Regions from separate parts of the Mus musculus genome. Here all the other regions are linked to region 3. The links are chromatin loops, found by intact Hi-C in ENCODE. Cell type or tissue: heart. All regions are shown on one strand. Links, peaks and the distances in the headings refer to the core of each region. The heading gives the core; the rest is flanking DNA.

Evidence for each region. Hi-C counts contacts between places; a loop is a spot of excess contacts. Peaks named below come from ENCODE experiments on the same cell type or tissue, not always from the same donor. Only the 100,000 strongest peaks of a DNase experiment are listed, where the experiment ranks them.
Region 1: a loop joins it to region 3, with 2.8 times the contacts of the local background. A loop is called at or near these places in 1 of 42 quality-filtered maps.
Region 2: it touches region 3 in a loop (3-fold over the local background); 1 of 42 quality-filtered maps calls a loop at or near these places.

What each region holds. Positions count from the first base shown.
Region 1 is chr4:129,054,337-129,060,429 of GRCm38, reverse strand. It overlaps Rnf19b (ring finger protein 19B), which reads right to left and starts at 2,286. Exons shown (of 9, transcript NM_029219.2): 1 at 1,534-2,286. The coding sequence starts at 2,159. 1700086P04Rik (a long non-coding RNA gene) reads left to right here and starts at 2,277. Exons shown (of 2, transcript XR_868180.3): 1 at 2,277-2,642. In heart, for the core only: no CTCF peak of the experiment used is centred there; DNase peaks (open chromatin) are centred at 1,049, 1,649 and 2,339; H3K4me3 peaks cover 2,299 bases; H3K27ac peaks cover 1,867 bases.
Region 2 is chr4:128,989,492-128,995,584 of GRCm38, reverse strand. It overlaps Ak2 (adenylate kinase 2), which reads right to left and starts at 2,361. Exons shown (of 7, transcript NM_016895.4): 1 at 2,149-2,361. The coding sequence starts at 2,241. In heart, for the core only: no CTCF peak of the experiment used is centred there; a DNase peak (open chromatin) is centred at 2,444; H3K4me3 peaks cover 1,995 bases; H3K27ac peaks cover 1,867 bases.
Region 3 is chr4:129,185,415-129,191,252 of GRCm38, reverse strand. It overlaps S100pbp (S100P binding protein), which reads left to right and starts at 1,674. Exons shown (of 7, transcript NM_001379590.1): 1 at 1,674-1,711. It overlaps Yars (tyrosyl-tRNA synthetase), which reads right to left and starts at 1,350. Exons shown (of 13, transcript NM_134151.5): 1 at 1,181-1,350. The coding sequence starts at 1,237. In heart, for the core only: no CTCF peak of the experiment used is centred there; a DNase peak (open chromatin) is centred at 1,512; H3K4me3 peaks cover 3,228 bases; H3K27ac peaks cover 2,800 bases.

The DNA.
Region 1 (6,093 bases), core at 725-4,724, 130 kb after region 3:
AAGTCACATTTCATTGTTAAAATTCAAATAAACTCTCATTTCTAAATAAGGAGTTAATACACTATTATGCAATTAATCAGGTAGTGCTTTCCTAAACTACTATCCCTTTGGTTCAGAAAATAGACTAAAAAGAGTATCAGCAAAACTTGAATATTCTATAAATTAACCTCTCAAAAGCCAGTAAGACCACCAGACACAAGCAGACCTTTTCAGATGGCCACGAGGCCCTTCCTGGTATTCGATAAACAGAAAGTGAAAGCCATCTGGGTACCTTTGACCACATCTCCGAGTAATTTAGAAACTCAGTGAGGTTAAACACACCCACTTCCCAACAAGTCTGGCACTTCTGAGTACACAGTTCCTTCTGAAGGGGAGACAAATGGCAGCATCCTGGAATCTCAGCTCAGCCTTGATACACAGGCTACAATTAAAAGCCTTTAAATCCTTTGAAGCAAGGGTTCACATACCTTTTTACTAGCATTACCTTTACACTAGGCGCTGCAAGTGCCCGAGAGTCTTCTGCCCCCAAAACATGACACACAAGAATATAATTAATCTGTCCAAGGTCACAGAACAGGTAATGGCAGTCTGACTCCCCATCACACTGAAGAGCCCCTTCTTGGCTGCATTTGACCATTCATATATTGGAATGATAGAGACAACCAAGTTTTTTGTTTTGTTTTGTTTTAAAGAAAGGGGGTGGAGGACCTCCACTGAAAGCTTCAGACAGAGAAATCAGTAATTCCTGCTCTAAAGAGTATTTTAACTCACTGACCTTTGAAATCAAGCATACATGGAACATTAAAAAGACTGTCATACAGATTTCAAGACTGAAAAGGTAGGCAAACACATTTTCTCACACCAGATCAACTTCTGGGTAGACACCGCCTCTGAGCCCTATTGATTTTTCTGGTCAAAAAGTCTGTTGTGACTTTGCCCTCGGCAGCACGTTAGGAACCACAAGGTGCCTGCCAGTGGCTTAGCACAGCACGCAGTGCCCAGGGTGCCCCTAGAGCTGTTAGTGAGCTGCCTTCTCTCATCATCTGCATCTCAACTTTCAGCAGCGGTTGTGTGGAAGAACACGCCTTCTGCAATGCTGCTGCTAAGTGCGCCCCTAGCCATATGGACACACCCCTCGGAAGCGCGGCCCCTTCAGTAGGACATTTTCATTCTCTCTCCTATAACAAATATTCCTTCTCAATCATTACGATAACACGCACATACACACACCTCTCCCTTCCTGGGCAAAGAGAAAGAAAACAAAACAAAACAAAAAAAACCCCTGCTCACCCGGATATTCTGACTTAATGGACAGTTCCCTTCTCTTAGCACTCAGCCACCACCTCAAGCCACCTCAAGCAAGTAGGTATAGGGTGCTGAGTGCCATCAGACCGGTTGCAAGGCTGGTCTGAGGGTCGGTTACTCGTGATCGTCCGTCCTCTACCTCCTGCTGGGCACCATCCTCTCCTCCCTCAAGGTGTGTGACACCCGTTGCACCCGGGACGACCCCCGCGGCCACGCCCCCGCGCTCACCCGCAGTCAGGGGCCGGACACCAGCGGCAGTCGGGGTCCGAGGCCAGGTACCGGCGCAGCATGAACTCTTCGTACTTGTGCATGAGCGGCGGGTCGGCCAGCAGCAGACGGATGTCGTGTGGGTTGAGCCGCTCGCTGCACTCGGGGCAGCTGATGGGCACGCGGCTCTCGCTGATCTCCAGGCGCAGGTAGTGGCGGAGGCAGTCCCGGCACGAGCGATGCGGGCAGCTGAGGAGGCGCGGGGCCCGCTCGGGCGGCAGGCGCACCAGGCACAGCGGGCACTCCACCTCCTCCGCGCCGCCGCCCTCCGCCGCCTCGTCCTCCTCCGGCCCGGCAGCCACGGCCTCCGCCTCAGCCTCGGCAGCGGGCTCGGAGGGCAGAGCTTCCACCGGCGGGGCCTGAGCCTCAACCGGGGCCGGAGCGGGCGGCGGCGGCGGCGGCGGCGCAGCCGGGGGCGGCGGTTCGGCCTGAGGCTTGGTCCGGGCGCGGCGGCCGCGGGCCGAGGCGGAGAAGACGCTGTGGAAGGTGAGGCGCCGGCGCCGGCCGCCGCTGCGGCACTTAGGGTCGGGGGCGGCCGCATGGAGCGAGGTGGAGCGCGGCGACTCGGAGTCCTTCTCGGAGCCCATGGCCCGCAGAGGCTGAGGAGCCAGGGGCGCCCAGCGCCGCCGTAGCTCCCGCCTCAGCGCCCCCTCCCAGCCGGCGCCCCGGCCGCCGCCGCCGCCGCCACCGCCTCGGCAGTCCTCCCAGAGACAGAAGCCGACCAGCCGCTACGAAGTGGTTATAAAGCCTCCGCCCCGCGCGCCGCGGGCAACTGCGCAGGCGCCGGCCTCAGACACCTCACAACCCGCGCGGCCCCGCGAGAGGAGCTGGGCGGGGCCTGGAGGGCGGGGCCTGCAGGCTGCGGCGAAGCCCCGCCTTCTGCGGTCAGGTGGTCCGGCGCAGCCATATTTTGCACAGGCTCCACCCTCCGTTCCTTGTCCAGGAGTCAGGGGTCTTCTTTTCAATGAGGATGCCTTCATTTCGTCTGTAAAAAGAAGACGAGCGTTGATCTGGTAGTGATTCCCGCCGATCCACCGCCCAACATTTCTGTTGATGCTAGCCATTAAGTGGTAAGGAATATAGTCACTCATTGAAGATCCTCAAAGTGAGCCGCACTTCTAGATAAGACAGGCAGGCTCCCCTATCTTCAAGAATGAGTCCAGAGTTTTCATTCTAGCATTTGCTGTTTTCTGTCAACTAGTGAACTTACTCCTAAGCTGTATCTCTCAGGTACTCTGGTTAGTCACTGTTGGTAGAAAGAGGCCCAACAATTTCGCTTCTAGAAATGGTTTCTTTCAGTCCCCCTTCCCCAGTTCCTCTAACAAAAGACCCTTAGGCTTGGTGATGAGAAAAGCAAATACCTTCAACAGCAGCAAAGCCAGGTCAGGATTAGATTTTGGCTTAGAGAAATGAGAGAGGGAGGCTTATGATAGAGAATTTTCTTTCCATGAAAAATATGTCCGAAGATCGACAGTTCAAGCTTCTGTCTTAAGCTCACCTCATTCTGCCATATTCCAAACGGTGGGAAGAAAAATGTCTTATTTTAAGAAGACTGCTTAGGAAGTTCTGCCCAGTTTTGCTTGAATCTCATTGGTTAAAACAATCATCTTGATGCATCTTTCTTTAAAGATAAAAACAGTGTCTTGTTATTAATAAGGAATGGCAGTGAAGGCTTACAGTGATTCACTTGTCTAGCATGCCTTAAGGAGATGGGGGTGGGGATCGTGCAATGTAGGAACAGATATGTGAACATAGTAAGTTGTTTGATTTTTTTTTCCTGGCCAATACTTAAAACCAGATCCGCAACTCTTTAAACTTTTGAGATTACAACAACACAGCAAACGAAGCCCATTGGAAGAAATGTCCGGTAATGAAAACTAAGAACAGGGTCTAGTGGCCTAAGAAGGTATGATGTCATAGATGATCAAGCAGGTGTGATGTCATAGATGCCAAGACAATTTGTTTGCAAGAGGAAGTGGTCAGCCGTCAATTGTGACAAATGCTGCCAAGAACCCAAGAAAGAGAAGGACAGAAAAATATGACGGCTGGAATTGACAACACCAGGACTTTGTGTGTGTGTGTGTGTGTGTGTGTGTGTGTGTGTGTGTGTGTGTGTGTGTAGGGCAGAAGGGTAGTTTTCCTTAAGAAGAAAAGAGGTTTAATGCTAGATAGCTAAAACACACTTCCGTGAACACGTCACCAGCTCCAGCTCTTGCTGGGTCTGTATGACACTCGGCTAGGCTCTGTCTGTCGTGTTAACAAATATTCTAAATAGCTCGATGGCTTTAACGCAGGACATATTTTCCCCACCCGTGGAAACCTGCCTTGATGGTTACTCTTTGCTATCAATTTGGTTGGATTTAGAATCACCACAAAGGCACATCTCTGCTTGTGTCCGTAAGAATGGTTTCCCAGTAGCTGAAATGAAGAAGGTGAATAGTGGCACCGTCCCATGGGCAGAGGTTCTGGGACTGAGTCGACAGGAGGACGAAGCTGAACACCAGCTCTCTCTCTCTGCTTCCTGACTATGGATACAATGTAAGCAGGACCTCCTGTGACCAAGATTCCTCCTCCATGACAGCCTGTCCACTCAAACTGAGAGCCAAAATCAACCCTCTCTGCTGCTGTTGCTTTTATCAACTGTTTGTCAGAGAGTCAAGGCCTGCCTTCTCCAAGCTAAGTTACTTACTTAAAAAATTCTTTTTTTTTTTTGAGACAAGTGTCCCACTATGGCAATTTCTGGCTGTTCTGGAACTCACTGTGTGGACCAGTCTGGCCCTGATCTAAGAGAGATGCTCCTGCCTCTGCCTCCCACAAGCTGGGATAAAAGTTGCGTGCTGTCACACCCAGTTGTTAACTTTTCTTTTACACTTAGAGATTCTCCAGACGCTCAGCTCCACATTCAGTTTGCCCCAACAAGAGAGAGAGGGCTGGAGGCTGTTCATCAACAACTAAACGCCTCAGTTTCTCACAGAACTGTTAGCCAGAAGTGGTCACACAGGCTCAGTCCAACTGCCAGAGAGGCTGGAGCAGGTAGGAGAAAGGAGAAAAATGTAGGCTGTGTCGCAGGCAACAATCTTTCTGCCACGACTGACAGGAGCAGCTGTCAGACTCTAGTTTGCTGTCTGGTGGGTAGTGGTGCATGCCTGTAACCCCCAGCAGTGGGAAGTCCAAGTTCAAGGCCAGCCTGGACTACGTGAGACTGTTGAAGCAAGAAAGCGAGTGAGTGAGGGAAAGAGGGAGGAGGGAAAGAAAGATAGAGGAAAAAAGATGTGAAAGAGAGTATAAAAAATGAATGAAAAGCATCCCAGCTTGTTGGGAAGTCCAAATGTTTGTCTGTCCTGGGCACAGACTCCCAAACAGAGTCAGGCTCAGTTCATCAGGGCCACTCCCAGGACTTGGGCAGAAAATGGACCTCTTCTAAACACCCCTGGGCTTTGCAGCAGCCCCATTTCCCAAAGGTTTTCTCTCCTGGATCATCACCCGTGAACAAAGAGACTAAGGCAAGTTCCTCCCACACCTTCTCTTTCTCCTTTAGAGACTAAGTAGTGACTCAGGTAGATGGCATGAGGGGAAATGGGTTTTCACTCATTTGGTTAATAGTCATTCTTTTTCCTTCACACAACTCTTTGCCAAAAGCTGGAGTCATAATAGAGACGGAGCACACAGTTTTCTGGGGGTTACACACAAGAAAGCAGGCCATTGGAACACTAGGTGACGAAGACACGCGCACAAAGGCTCTGACAGGTCAGTGGAGTGAGCCTGGTGCCAGAATTTGCTCGGGGCTTAGGGACTGATTTCACACAGAAGAGCTCCCGGGGCAAGCTCTCAGTGAGTAAGAGTGGACAAACCTGTCAGGGGAGGAAAGGAAAATTCCAAAGAGAGGAAGCCAGAAGGAAACACGTAGTGGGAAAGACAGAGGCACACTCAGTCCGAGGAAGCGCGAGCAGCGGGCGTGACTGGACAGAATATTTGAAAGGAAATAACAGGCCAGAATGGAAAGTTCTGTATTACGGCTCCATCAGGTGCCAGGAACAGAAACCTGGTACAAAGAGTGGAAGTCTGAAGACAGAGTTTTGGCTCAAGTAACCCTGGGAACCATTGGTACCTTGACGGCTTGGCCCCAGGACCAGCTGCAGAAAGACCAGCTGCATCCAGGGACCCATGCAACGCCTGCAATCCTCACCCACCCTCACTTCCTTCCATGTCAGTTGATGGTTTGTTTTGTTTTTTGGGTTTTTTTTGTTACTGTGGCTAAAAATTAAGTCATAAGACCTTCATTTTTACCAATCCCAAGCATCCCACTCAATGCCACCTGGTTTTCGAATTGTTGGGTAACCATTACCAGCACGCATCTCCCTTCCTTTGCATACACTCCACTACCTCATCATAAACCTGAAAGCAGTTGGGCCAGTCATGGACAGAAACCTCTGAATCTGCGAGCCAAGATAAAACTTCATCCTTTAAGTTGACTTATCTCAGATTTAAGTTAACGCTGTCAGCCTGTACTGTATGGCTGGC
Region 2 (6,093 bases), core at 747-4,746, 200 kb after region 3:
CTTCTGTGTATTTAAAACTTACAATGGAGAGTTTGTGTGTGGGGTGTGTCCAGGCAGAGCGTTCTTCTAGGCTACCACTCTGTGGGCTTTGTGTGAACTTTTGTTCCGCACTACGAAGCTACAACTACCGGTGTTTTTATGGCTCCTGATAAGGAAAGGGAAGCGGACGGAGGTTAAGCGAGTGCCCTGTATTTTCTGAAGTCCCAGCTCTTAGTTTTGTGTTCTCAGATACAGGGTCTCACTCTGTAGCCAGGCCAGCCTTTAAACTTTAGCTGGGCTATCATCAAATTTGACTTTAGTCTCCTCCTGCCTAAGTCACTGGGACTACAGACAGACATGAGCATCCATATTCATCCTTCAAGCCAAACTTCTAATCATTGCACAAAGCCGTCTTGGACCAACTTCCATGATTCTCGCACTGCCTTCCATGAGCCCACGGCACATGGTCCTCCCAGATCTGAATGAATCAGCTTCATGCTGCTGCACTACACCTGAGCTGGGGGCAGAGAGAGATGCCACTGAGTGGTCAGCGTTCACAGCTGTCACGCGCCCTGCCACCAGCTAGGAATGTGTGGGTGCTCTCAATATAAAAGCCATCATCTTCCAATGTCTTTGTAAGCTTTACATTTTCTAGGTAGAAACACTGAGAAGTTACATACATAGCGTTCTACATGCACAGATATACACACATATACGTAGACTGTACAGCCCGAGATGCTGATCTGCTTGCCAAAATACTGAGAACTTGGCAAACAGAACAGGTGACGTGGGTACACAGGTGACATAGGTACACAGGTGACATGGGTTCACAGGTAAAGTAGCTTGCCGTCAAGTCTGACGGTCCGAGTTCGATCCCTGGGCTCCACATGGTAGAAAAAAGAAAATGATTCCAGCAAGTTGCACTCTGACCTCCACGTATGCATCACGGCACGCATGTCCCCACACACTCTTTCTCTACGTCCCTGCGCACACACACACACACACACACACTCTCCCACCTTATGTGTGACAGAGAGAGAGAGAAGGAGGGAGGGAGACGGAGGGAGACAGAGGGGAGGTATCTTTAAAAACATAACAATAAACTCAGCAGTGCTGTGAAGAGGGAGGACAGCACTCATTTGCTTGGGAACGCAACCTTGAAAGAATTCCCTCTTTAGAGCATAGTGATCATCAAAGCTTGGGGTCTGATGGGGAGGTAGAGTTGAGGGGTGGGTGGTTGTGGCCAAAGGCTGGGCAAGAAAGTGACACCAACGGCCCACCATATGAGCTTCCAAGCCCTACGTGCCAGCATAAATCCCAGCCCTGATCTATGGCCCAGATGCCAAGCAAGGGAGGCTCTGCAGTGGGGCAGAAGGCAATCCTTGAGGCCTCTGTGAAACCGATTTCACTAACTTTGAAAAGTCACTGGACCTCTACACCTGTTTTCTTACCTGTTGATCTAGCACGTTAGCGGCCCTCAATTGCTCAATTACAACCATCAGAGCCATCTCATGCTGCTCCATGAGCACTCCCTGCCCCACTCACAACCCCCCATGATGCCCGTGGCTTATGAACCGAATCTATACATTCACCTCCAGTTTTCTGGCCAGCTGGAAAGGTTTTCTCCCATCCCCCCACCCCCAACAACACTGGTGGCTCCCGCGGCTCATGCCTCACTCTTGGCAGAACGCCTCGATAGGCATACACCAGTAACCACTCTGCCCCACGTGGAGACTTCTTAGTACCCCTAATCATTAGCCATTAAAAAAATTAAAAGTTTCACCCCCTTATGCCTAGAAATTATCCCTGACTCAGGGCAATACGCTCTCAACTCCGAGGGCGACTTGGTCACAAAGCTTTCTCCCATTCGGGCCTGTGATCCAGAGCTTCAGCCTGGGGGATCGCCCTGCCTTTCACAATTTTCAAGTAACAGTCCCTGGATGCCCTAACACGATCCTGGGTTCCCCCAAGAACCTCCACCCAGCCTCCCCCTTACTGCGACTGGGACCCTCCCCTAAACACCGCGCCACAACTGGAGACCCCGCGAGGGTCCCTGCAGGCCAGGGCTCACCACCCAGCTCCGGGGCGGGAAAGGAGCTTCCGGCTCTCCGACCGCCCTGACCTTGTAGCTTCTCGGGCTCCACCGCCCGACACGGAACCGACACTCACCTGCGTCCCCTTGCCAGCCCCGGGCGGCCCCAGCAACACGGCCCGGATGCCCTTCGGAATCTCCGGTTCGGAAGCCAACACGTTGGGAGCCATGTCTTCCAAAGCTTCACTCCAACAGCCAGCCGCACACCTCACAGGTCTAGCGCTTCCAGGCCAGCGTACATCCTACTCCGGGCTCACACTGGTCGCTCGCCGCATCCGTCAACCCTCTCTACCCGCCCCCGAACTTGACGGGCACTTTCATTTACCAATCGTACGACGAGACTAAGAAAATTCTGTTTCCGATTGGGCAGAATTGGGAACGAGGAAGAGGCGGGCCAGCCTGGGAAGAGCTGGGGCAACAGAGCGCGTGCGGCTCTCGGCTGGTGTATGGAGTGGGCGGGAAAAACGAGAAGGAAGCCTGGAGCGGGTGAAGTTCTAGTTTGGCCTTTGACAGTTAATAACTCCAGAGTCTCTGTTTGAGCCCCGTAAAATTGCCTGTGAGAGTGTAAGTGGGTAAAATCACTCCCAGGAAACAAATTGGCAATAACGTAACCTTTGGACCAGTAATTCCACTTCCAAGAATTCAAAGGCAGAAACAAGGAATATGTAATGAGTTCCTGACAAAGATGTTGATGTCTAATAATAAGATTGGTTAAGTAAATTCCAACAAGTTTGTAATCTGACACCCTCTCCCTCCAGAACACCCCCATTGAACAGCACCATAACTTTGGCTATTTGGGAAGATCACATTTAAAGCTTGTCAAGGCCACGACGGTGAATTCAAGGCCAGCCTGGGCAGTTTAATGAGACCTTGTCCCAAAATGAAAATGAAGATAGCTGGGGCTGGCTATAGTACAGAGACAGAAGTTTTGGGCTCAATCCCCAGGACTGTAAAAATAAAACACATATGCATATATGAACACAGACAACCTTCCTGACTTTTAAGTCAGCAGAAAGACAGTTTTTATCCAGAGAGATGAGCCTGTCTTGAACAAGGCAATGATGTCGCCAGCTTTTAGGTGTGTCAAAGTTTCATCCTGTCCCAAAGGAGCCTTTCTCAACTGTAAGTGCAAGTGTGATTAGGAAACCATTCTTGCCCCACAGGCACAGTGCAACCATTTTCTACACCCTAGTGGTAAATGATGTTAACCAGCTAGCCAGATGGCTCAGCTAGTATAGACACTTGCCACCAAACTCTGAGGACCTGCGTTTGATTAACAAGACCCCACCCCCAATGAAAGAAAGAAGAGAACCAACTCCCACAGGTTGTCCACCGAGCTCCACATGTGTGCTGTGGTACACATATCTGCGCGTACATATATGTTCACACACAGAAAATAAGAAATAAATTCAAATGAAAAAAGAGAAACTAACATTCATACTTCTTGCTCATCCTGGATTTTCATGGGAGCCAGCTTGATCTGGTTGGGTTCTCTTAGTGGCCTTGAAGGAAGCAGGGGTTTATTGTGTCCTTTTTAAGACCGGAAGCGGAAGTAAGAGCTGATCACTATATAATTACATGGTCACAGGATTACAAGTAACACTGTGAACTAAGGGGCAGGGCAAAGTTCAGTCACTGGTGTCTAGCACTCAAGTGTGAGGGCCTGCGTTCTGGTGCCCGGCACTCAGGTAACGTCAGCAACTGTTTACAACCCCAGCCCTGAGGAGGTAGAGATCGGCAGACTCTTGGAGCTCACTGAGCAGAAAGCCTAGCCTAATGAGTGAGCTTCAGATACAATGGAAGGCCTGTAGAGAGAATCGATGTGTACTGTGTGGAAGCATCACCTGCCAATCAAAAGCAGATGGCCCTTTAACAAAAGGCAGGAAGTAGAAGATGGGAGTTCCGGGAAAGAGATGGGAACTCTGGGTGATAGTCAGAGGTGGAAGATGCTTGGCCCAGACTCTGGGCTCATGAGACTGAGAAGAAAGTAGCCATGTGGCTGAACTCAGAAGCGTTTAAATGGGTTGGGTAAGTGACAGGCTAGTCAGGGGACAAGCTAAAGCTATGGCCTAGGCAATTATTCATAAACAAAGAAGCCTCCGAGTAGTTATTCAGGAACTGGGGTACAGGTGGGAAAGCCCACGGCTACAGAAACCTTGTCTTGTCTCAAAAGAGAAGGTAGAGGGGCAGGAGAGATGATTCAGGGGTTAAGAGCACTGGGTGTTGGTTTGGCTCTCGACATCCACATGGGAAGTCACAACCCTTTGTAACTCCAGTTCCGGAGATCTGATGCAGTTCTTTCCTACCCTCAAAGGCACCAGGCACACGTGCAGTGCACATACACATGTACATGCAGACAAAACACTCACACATATAAGGTAAAATAAATAAATCTAGAAACAAAAGGTAGAGAGAAATAAGCAGAAGACACCAGAAGTCAACCTCTGGTCTTTCTACCAATGTGCATACACATACACACCTGCACTCACATGTGCACACACATCCATGGTCAGGGACAAGAGAGACCAGAAACCAGGTACAGTAATGCAGGCCTATGATTCTAGCATTTGGGAAGCTGAGGAGGAAATTCAAGGCCATTTTGGGCCATGTAGCAAATTCAAAGCCAGCCTGGTCTATATGAGACCCTATCTCAAAGACGGCAAAACAAGCAAGCAACACAAAACAGTGGGGGGGGGGGGTCATGAGCTAATACCCCAGAAAGCACAGGGTTCAGAGGAGCGAGCACATTTTGTCTGGGAGAACCTTCTGGGTGGGCAAATCCCATGTTATCATCCCCTCCCACTGGTGACGACGAACCCCTGTTCTCATTCTGACCAGTCATGGGCTCCCTTAACCCCGGAATGGAAAGTAACTAAGGTTACATATAAGTATTACAAAATGTAAGACTTGTTTATTTTTTTTAAAGATTTATTTATCTATTTTATGTACATGACTGCTCTATTGCACGTCTGCCTGCAAGCCAGAAGAAGACAACTGATCTCATTACAGATGGTTGTGAGTCACCATGTGGTGGCTGGGATTTGAACTCAGGACCTCCGGAAGAGCAGTCAGTGCTCTTAATTGCTGAGCCATCTCTCCAATCCCTATTCATTTATTTTTGACTTTTTTTTGGGGGTGAGGGGGGATAGTCTCAAGTATCCCAGGCTGGCCTTTAACTGGCTATAAGCTGAGAGTGACCTTGAACTCCTGATCCTCCTGTCTTAAACTGCCAGGTCTGTTTTCATGCACTGCTGGGGACCGAACCTAGGGTTTCAGGGATGTTACACAAACATTCTATCAATTGAATGACATCCCCAGCTCTATTATAAAATATTCTAGGCTTTGAGGCTAGTAAGGACCATAAGAAAAATCTCAAGAGAAGCCTCATATTCGTGTAGTTATCCAACAATTAAATTTTAGTGATAACTGCTGTTACTGGGTGCTGCGGGCCAACCAGTAGGCTAAACAATTTGCATGTCTTCTCTCATTCAGTTCTCAAGGCCGCCTGTGCCAACAGTACCTACATTATTACTAGCATTTTTTTAAGGTGGAAAAAACCAGAGAGGCTGGGTACTGTACTTTGCCCGAGGTCACATGACTAGCCTGTGGCTGGGCATACAGTCGAGCTAACGTCTGTCTGTTTGGTGCCAGGTAACAGACGTGGCGCTCACAGTCCAGCCGATTCCAGCTGGGGTGATAATGGAGGCCTTTGTGAAACAGAATGACCTTGACTGGAGAAGGCTTGACTTTGGAGCAGGAGACACTTCACGGTGAAAGAGGATTGGGAGGAAAGCCCCCCCGGAGCAGGAGAGAGTTTTATTCAGGGAGCTTTCGAGAACTGGGGTTTCTAGGGAAGAACGATCACTTACAGGGCAGTCTAGAAACGAGAGGAGGCAGAAACATTAGCCTCTGGGCTGATTAGTTTTTGTCAACGTGACACAAACTAGAGTCATCCCCTAGCAGGCCACCAGACCTTAGCACAATAGACTCCAGGACAGAAGTACCATTCAGCTTATAAAACT
Region 3 (5,838 bases), core at 1-4,000:
CCCTTCGAAGAGGTGAATGAATGTTCTTAGTGACAGGGTCTCTGTATAGAGCTCTACCTAGCCAGGAACTCATTATGTAAACAAGGCTGGCCTCCAAATTGCAGCCACCCCCCTGTCTCTGACTCTCAGGTATTAAGATTACAGGTAGCATGTACCACCACACCCAGGATAGGTAAATTTAAAAAAAAAAATAGCTTGGTGGTGCAACCGCCCTTAGCGTAATTCTAGTCCAGTCTTTATCTGGCTTGTAAAACAAAGTTTACAAGCCCCTCATGACTTGGCTCCTACCTGTCTCTCCTTAGAGAACATGTCAAAGGACAGCAATAGGTTCTGTGGAGGAACATCAGAGGCACGGGCAGGCAGGGATGGAAACGGTTCTGTTGGCAGGGAGTTGTGGTGGCCGAGCAGTACTGTGCTTGCTTTATTCCATTTAAATCAGTGTCCTTGGACAAAGGGTGTGTGAGGGCACTGAAGGCTGAGTCCAGGGCCTTACTCATGCTTTACCACGGAGCTGAGCCTAGCCTTCTCCCTGTTCTACAATATTCTTGCTTCCCCTTGGGTCTTCCCTGTCTGAAATGCAGTTCTCAGCGCCCGCGTGTACACAACACACACACACACACACACACACACACACACGCCAGAAGAGGACGTCAGATCCCCTGATACAGGCCGTACCGAATAACCTGACATGGGTGCTGGGAACTGAAAACGGGTCTTCTGTAAGAGCAGTACTTTCTTTCCATTTCAGAGCCATCTCTTCGGCCAGCTCGCCCCTTATTTCTTTTCAGAACTTCAGTCATAGGAACTTTCAGTACGTGTTTTATTTGGGTTATAGGTCCTTTTAAATTTCCGGTTCTCTCCGCCAGAGTCCTGGAAAGACATGGCCCTGACTCCCTAGAGCCTAGCAGTGCTCCCGGCATGGAATAGGATGGGTGGAATGAGGTTCCCAGCCCCAGGAATGGCTGGAGCACAAGCTACGTGCACACAAAGGGTGAGCCCACTGGAGTTTCTCTTGCACCCTGAGAATGGCTGCTTGACTGATCAACTAGCAGAGAGGGCCGTAGAGCCGCCCAGGCGCGGAGACCGCGGCCCCACTCGTTTAGGGATTGGCATCGGGAATCATGGGACTTCAAATTCTCGGTACCCAACGGCGCATCCCAACCCCCCACCAAGGCCTGACCTGCAGGTTCCGGGTGATAAGATGCAGCTTCTCCTCAGGGCTTGGAGCATCACCCATGGCTCCGCTGTCTCTGTTTCCCGCGCTCAGCCGGCACCCGCGCCCTTTCCTCGTTCGCCGTCGTCTCCGCGTGCCGGGAACTGTCACGCTAGTCCCGTCGGGTTGCATCAGCTGAGCTCGTCGCTCCGCTTGCTAGGCCTAGATTCTGTCTGTCCCCTCCTCTCCCCGAGCATCCCCGAGTCAGGAGCAGCAGAGAGTCGAAAGAATCGATGAAACAGGAAGGGGCGGAACCATCCAAAAAAAAAAAAACCAAAACAGTGTAGGTGGAGCTGGGGGGCGGGGTTAGGAAGGCCGCCCATGACGCACCCTCTCAGGGGCGGGGCGGTTTCCTGCCAATCACTGCTTGCTTGCCCTCCCCCTGGTGTTGGCCCCGCTGCCTCGGGGTGGGGGAGGTCGTGAAGGGGGCGATAAAATGGCGCAGGGGGCGGAGTGAGGTGCTGCCGCTCGCCCAGGCTTTTGGCCCGGCTTCCGGAGGTGAAGAGCGGGCGGGACGTAAGGGTCGGCGCCCGTCGTCTAGGCGAGGGGTCGGGGGGGAGGGGGCGGGCCGCCTGTTGCTTCTCCACAGGGCCGCGTTCTTCGTCTTGCCCCCGTGAGGAGTAGGGAAGCTCGTCTCGCTGAGGGAAGGGCTGCTTCTCGCGCCAGAGGTGATGGCGGGCGGGGAGGTTGTCCCTGCCCCCCACCTCCACATCCGTGGGCGAGTGACGCCCCTCATCCCGCTGAGGAAAAGGGAGCTGTCAGGTCCTCGGGCCGCCGGCCCTGCCAGTGGGGGCGGGGGGGGGGGTCTTCCTCTCCCGGTGCCTGCCTTCCCCGCGGGAGGCTGTTGCTAGGGAGAGCGGGGATGGCGGGCTTCCCGCGGGGCGTCGTGGCGGGAGAGGGCGACCCACTCCGGGCGACCGCGGGCCGCAGCCTGCCGAGATGTGGCAGTCAGCGTCTGTCCCCTGAGGTCGGGTGCCCTGGCGGAGCCCGCGGGGGGACCTGGGTCGCCCCTGGGGGGAGGGGCGCGGAGGGAACACGCGCTCCTCCCGCTATCCGCGGGGAGGCGAGGACTCGCTCTCCCGAGTGGGAGGAGGAGGGAAGTGCAGAGGCCCTGGGCGCGGCGGGCGGGCGGGTAGTGTTCCCGACGGGGAGGCCCGCGGGCATCCTCGCAAGGTATCCCTGGGCCACCGTTGCTGGGTTTCATCCAGGGCCGCAGGGAATGCTGCAGACACCTAAGGTGAGCCCTTCTTCAGAGGGCCACCAAATGAGGACGGAGTTCACCGGCTGCCCTCATTTTTTGTTTTTTGTCCTCCCCCCCCCACCCCCCCGTGGTTGTTAAGAGCCCCAGGCTTTAATAGACTATTCTTGTAAAAGAAACCTGTTGCTTCAGTTTAGAAAAATCTGCTGCCTGGGCCTGTGTGGGAATTCTTGGCTCCCTAGTCTGGGGGAATTGTTACCTAAAGCAGAGATTTCCAGACCGGTTATCTTTCCATTTTACCTTGTTTGCAGTTAGCCCAGAGGGAGTTGCAAATTCTTTCAGATAGTCAGTTCCCTTTGTTAAAAAAAAAAATTTTGGGAGGGGCTCATTTTGATGATACACCCTTTTTTGGTGGATGCTGTCTGCTTCACGGGTAGTGTATTTTGTTTAGGAGAGGTTGGAAATCAAAGGCCAATGAGGAGTACCCCTCCACCCCCTTTTGCAAAATCCTTGCTTTTGGTCCTGCATATCAGACCCAGTTGGGTAGTGGTTTTGGTTTTAGAGTCCTGAACTAGGTAGGATGTGTAGTATACATTTGGCATTGGCGTTTTACTGTCCTGAATAGAATGAGGCTTTGTGCACGAAGCCAATAGGCAATAGGTTTTTTGAGGTAAGATAAAAATAGATGGGGGAACCAGTTTCTGAGGTTGCAACCAGGAGGTTAGAGAACAGAGAGGGGGTGGTACACTAAAGTGTGAAGACGGGGGTGGACAGGTGAGGGAAGTAGAAGGACAGAATAGGGTCACACAGAGATGTGGAGCAGAATTAAGAGAATTTAGAAATAGGAAAATATTCCTCCCTGAAAAATAAGCGTCCATGTTTGAAAGATTTACCAGGCAAGTGCCAAGAATGGCAGGTGATGTAGCATTCGAGAGGGGGGATTGTGACACTTAAGAGGTTCACGATGTTTATTATTAACATAATATTATTCTGTGGATTATGATTTTTTTTTTTTTTTTGAGACAGGGTCTTACTGTGTACCACTAGCCAGGAACTTGCAGTGTAGACCAGGCTGGCCTAGAATGCTGAGATGCACCCAACTCTGTCTCCTCTAGGTGCTGGGATGAAAGGCAAATGTCTCCATGCCTTGCCATATTGAAGGCTTCCCTCCCTTGAAAATTCAAGTTGACTTTATGTCAAACCCCTCCTTTTCCCTCCCACCTTTGTCCTGTGTAGCCCCTATGGTTTGGAACTTGAGATGAAGCCTCAGGTAGCCTTGAACGCCTCATCCTCTTGCCTCCCCCACCAACATTCTGGAAATACAGACAAGTGAGCGCCAGTGTGTCTGCCTTTTTCAGATGAGTGTTCTCATTTATATTGAAGTTCAGAGACTTAAATGAATTGCCGAGGTCATTGAATTTTAGCCCAGTGCCTCTAATACAAGCTACTTCATGGGCCATTAATTTAAAGAATTTACCTGATATTTCAGTTACCCATCCAGTCTAGTCCTAAATTAGTTTACTGACAATATGGTTAAGTGCTTCACTAAGTAGATCATACTAAATAATTCCTAAATCGAGTCTGGGGAAGATTCTTGCCAGTTTAGCCTTTTTTCCTATCATTCTTGTGCTTAAGGCTCTTCCGGTGAGATGGATGTAGGTGGTGGGATGAAATAACCATAGCTGGTGGACTAAGTGCCTTATGTTCATGTCTTTCTTAGTATTTATAATAACCTCATGAGACTAATGGACTGTGAGGTTTCCTGTTTTATAGGTGGAGAATTTTCATTACACCTACTTTATAGGTGTGTTTGGTACATCTTTCTCACTGGCTTTATAACTTCATTTTTGTTGTGGTTTGCTTTTTGAGACAGGGTCTCACTGTGTTGCCCAGACTGGCCGGGAACTGACAGTGTAGGCCAGGCAGGCATTGAACTCACAGAGATCCACCTGTCTCTGCCAGTTGACTGATAGGATTAAATGTGTATGTCATCACATCCACCTAGGCCAGCCTGGTCTACATAGTGAGTACCAAGCCAATCAGGGAGACATAGTGAGACTACTCAAAATCCAAACTTTTTTTTTTTTTTTAAAACAATTTGTGTATCTGTGTGTATGGTGTGCAAGCTTTTGTGCATGTGTATCGTGTGGAAGTGGAGGTCTGAGATGAGTCAATTCTTTCCTTCTATCTTTTTTTTGTTTTTCTTTTTGGTTTTTTGAGACAGGGTTTCTCTGCATAGCCCTAACTGTCCTGGAACTCTCTTTGTAGACCAGGCTGGCCTTGAACTCAGATATCCGCCTACCTCTGCCTCCCAAGTGCTGGGACTAAAGGCGTGTACCACCATGCCCGGCTCTTTCTATCTTTATATGGGTACTAGAGAGTAAATTCAGATGTCCAGGCTTGTGGTCCTTTCCTCACTGAGACAGCTAGCCATTTTCTAAGAGTGTTGTTTTATTAGATATTTCAAACAGAAAATTAAGCAAGGTAGCATAATAATAATAATTACCATTATACTTACTTTCCAGGTTTATAGTCTACCTCTACTGATTTAAAAAAAAAATCCAGGTATACTACCTGTAGTTCTAGGACTTGTGAGGCTAACAAGGAGGGAGAGTCAGGACATCCTTGGCTATATAGCAAATTTCAGGATAGCCTGGGCTACATGAGACCTTGACTCATTACAATACCAAAACATTACAGATAGACCGAAGCTATTCATTTCTCCTTGCCACTACCAGAAGTTATTGCTATCCTGAATTTGGTGTTTTTTATTTTTTAAATATTTTTTATAATTTTGTGATTTCTATATATCATAGAAACTTTTTTTTTAACAGATAATTACAGTAGGGAAAAGGTAGGAAATCTTTAGAAGATATATCAGCCTGTTGCATTTTATGGGCCTTATTTAAGTGATGGCTTGTTTGTTTTCCTCAAGCCTGAAAAATATGACAAGATAATTGGAAAATTGAGCAGGAGTTTAAATTATTTATTTTCCTTTTTTATGTGTGTAGATGTTTTGCCTGCTTGTATGTCTGAACATGTTACAGTAGATTGAACCACCATGTGGGTACTGGGAATGGTGCCTAGGCCCCCAGAAGAGCAGCCAGTGCTTTTAACCATTACGCCACTTCTCCAGCCCCTGAGCAGGATATTTTAGGATAAGGAATTTTATAATTAAAACGGTGTGATACCTGAGATTTATTTCAAAATAATTTATTAAAGGAGAGAAGGCTGGAATAAGAGATTAGCAGTGGGGTTGGTGGGGGAGAGGGCTAAGTGGTGGCCATGGGAGTTAAGTTATGTTACTTACAAGCTTTTTGTTTGTTTGTTTGTTTGAGACAAGGTTTCTCTCTATAGCCCTGGCTGTCCTGGAACTCTCTGTGTAGACCAGGCTGTCCTGGAACTCTCTGTGTAGACCAGGCTGTCC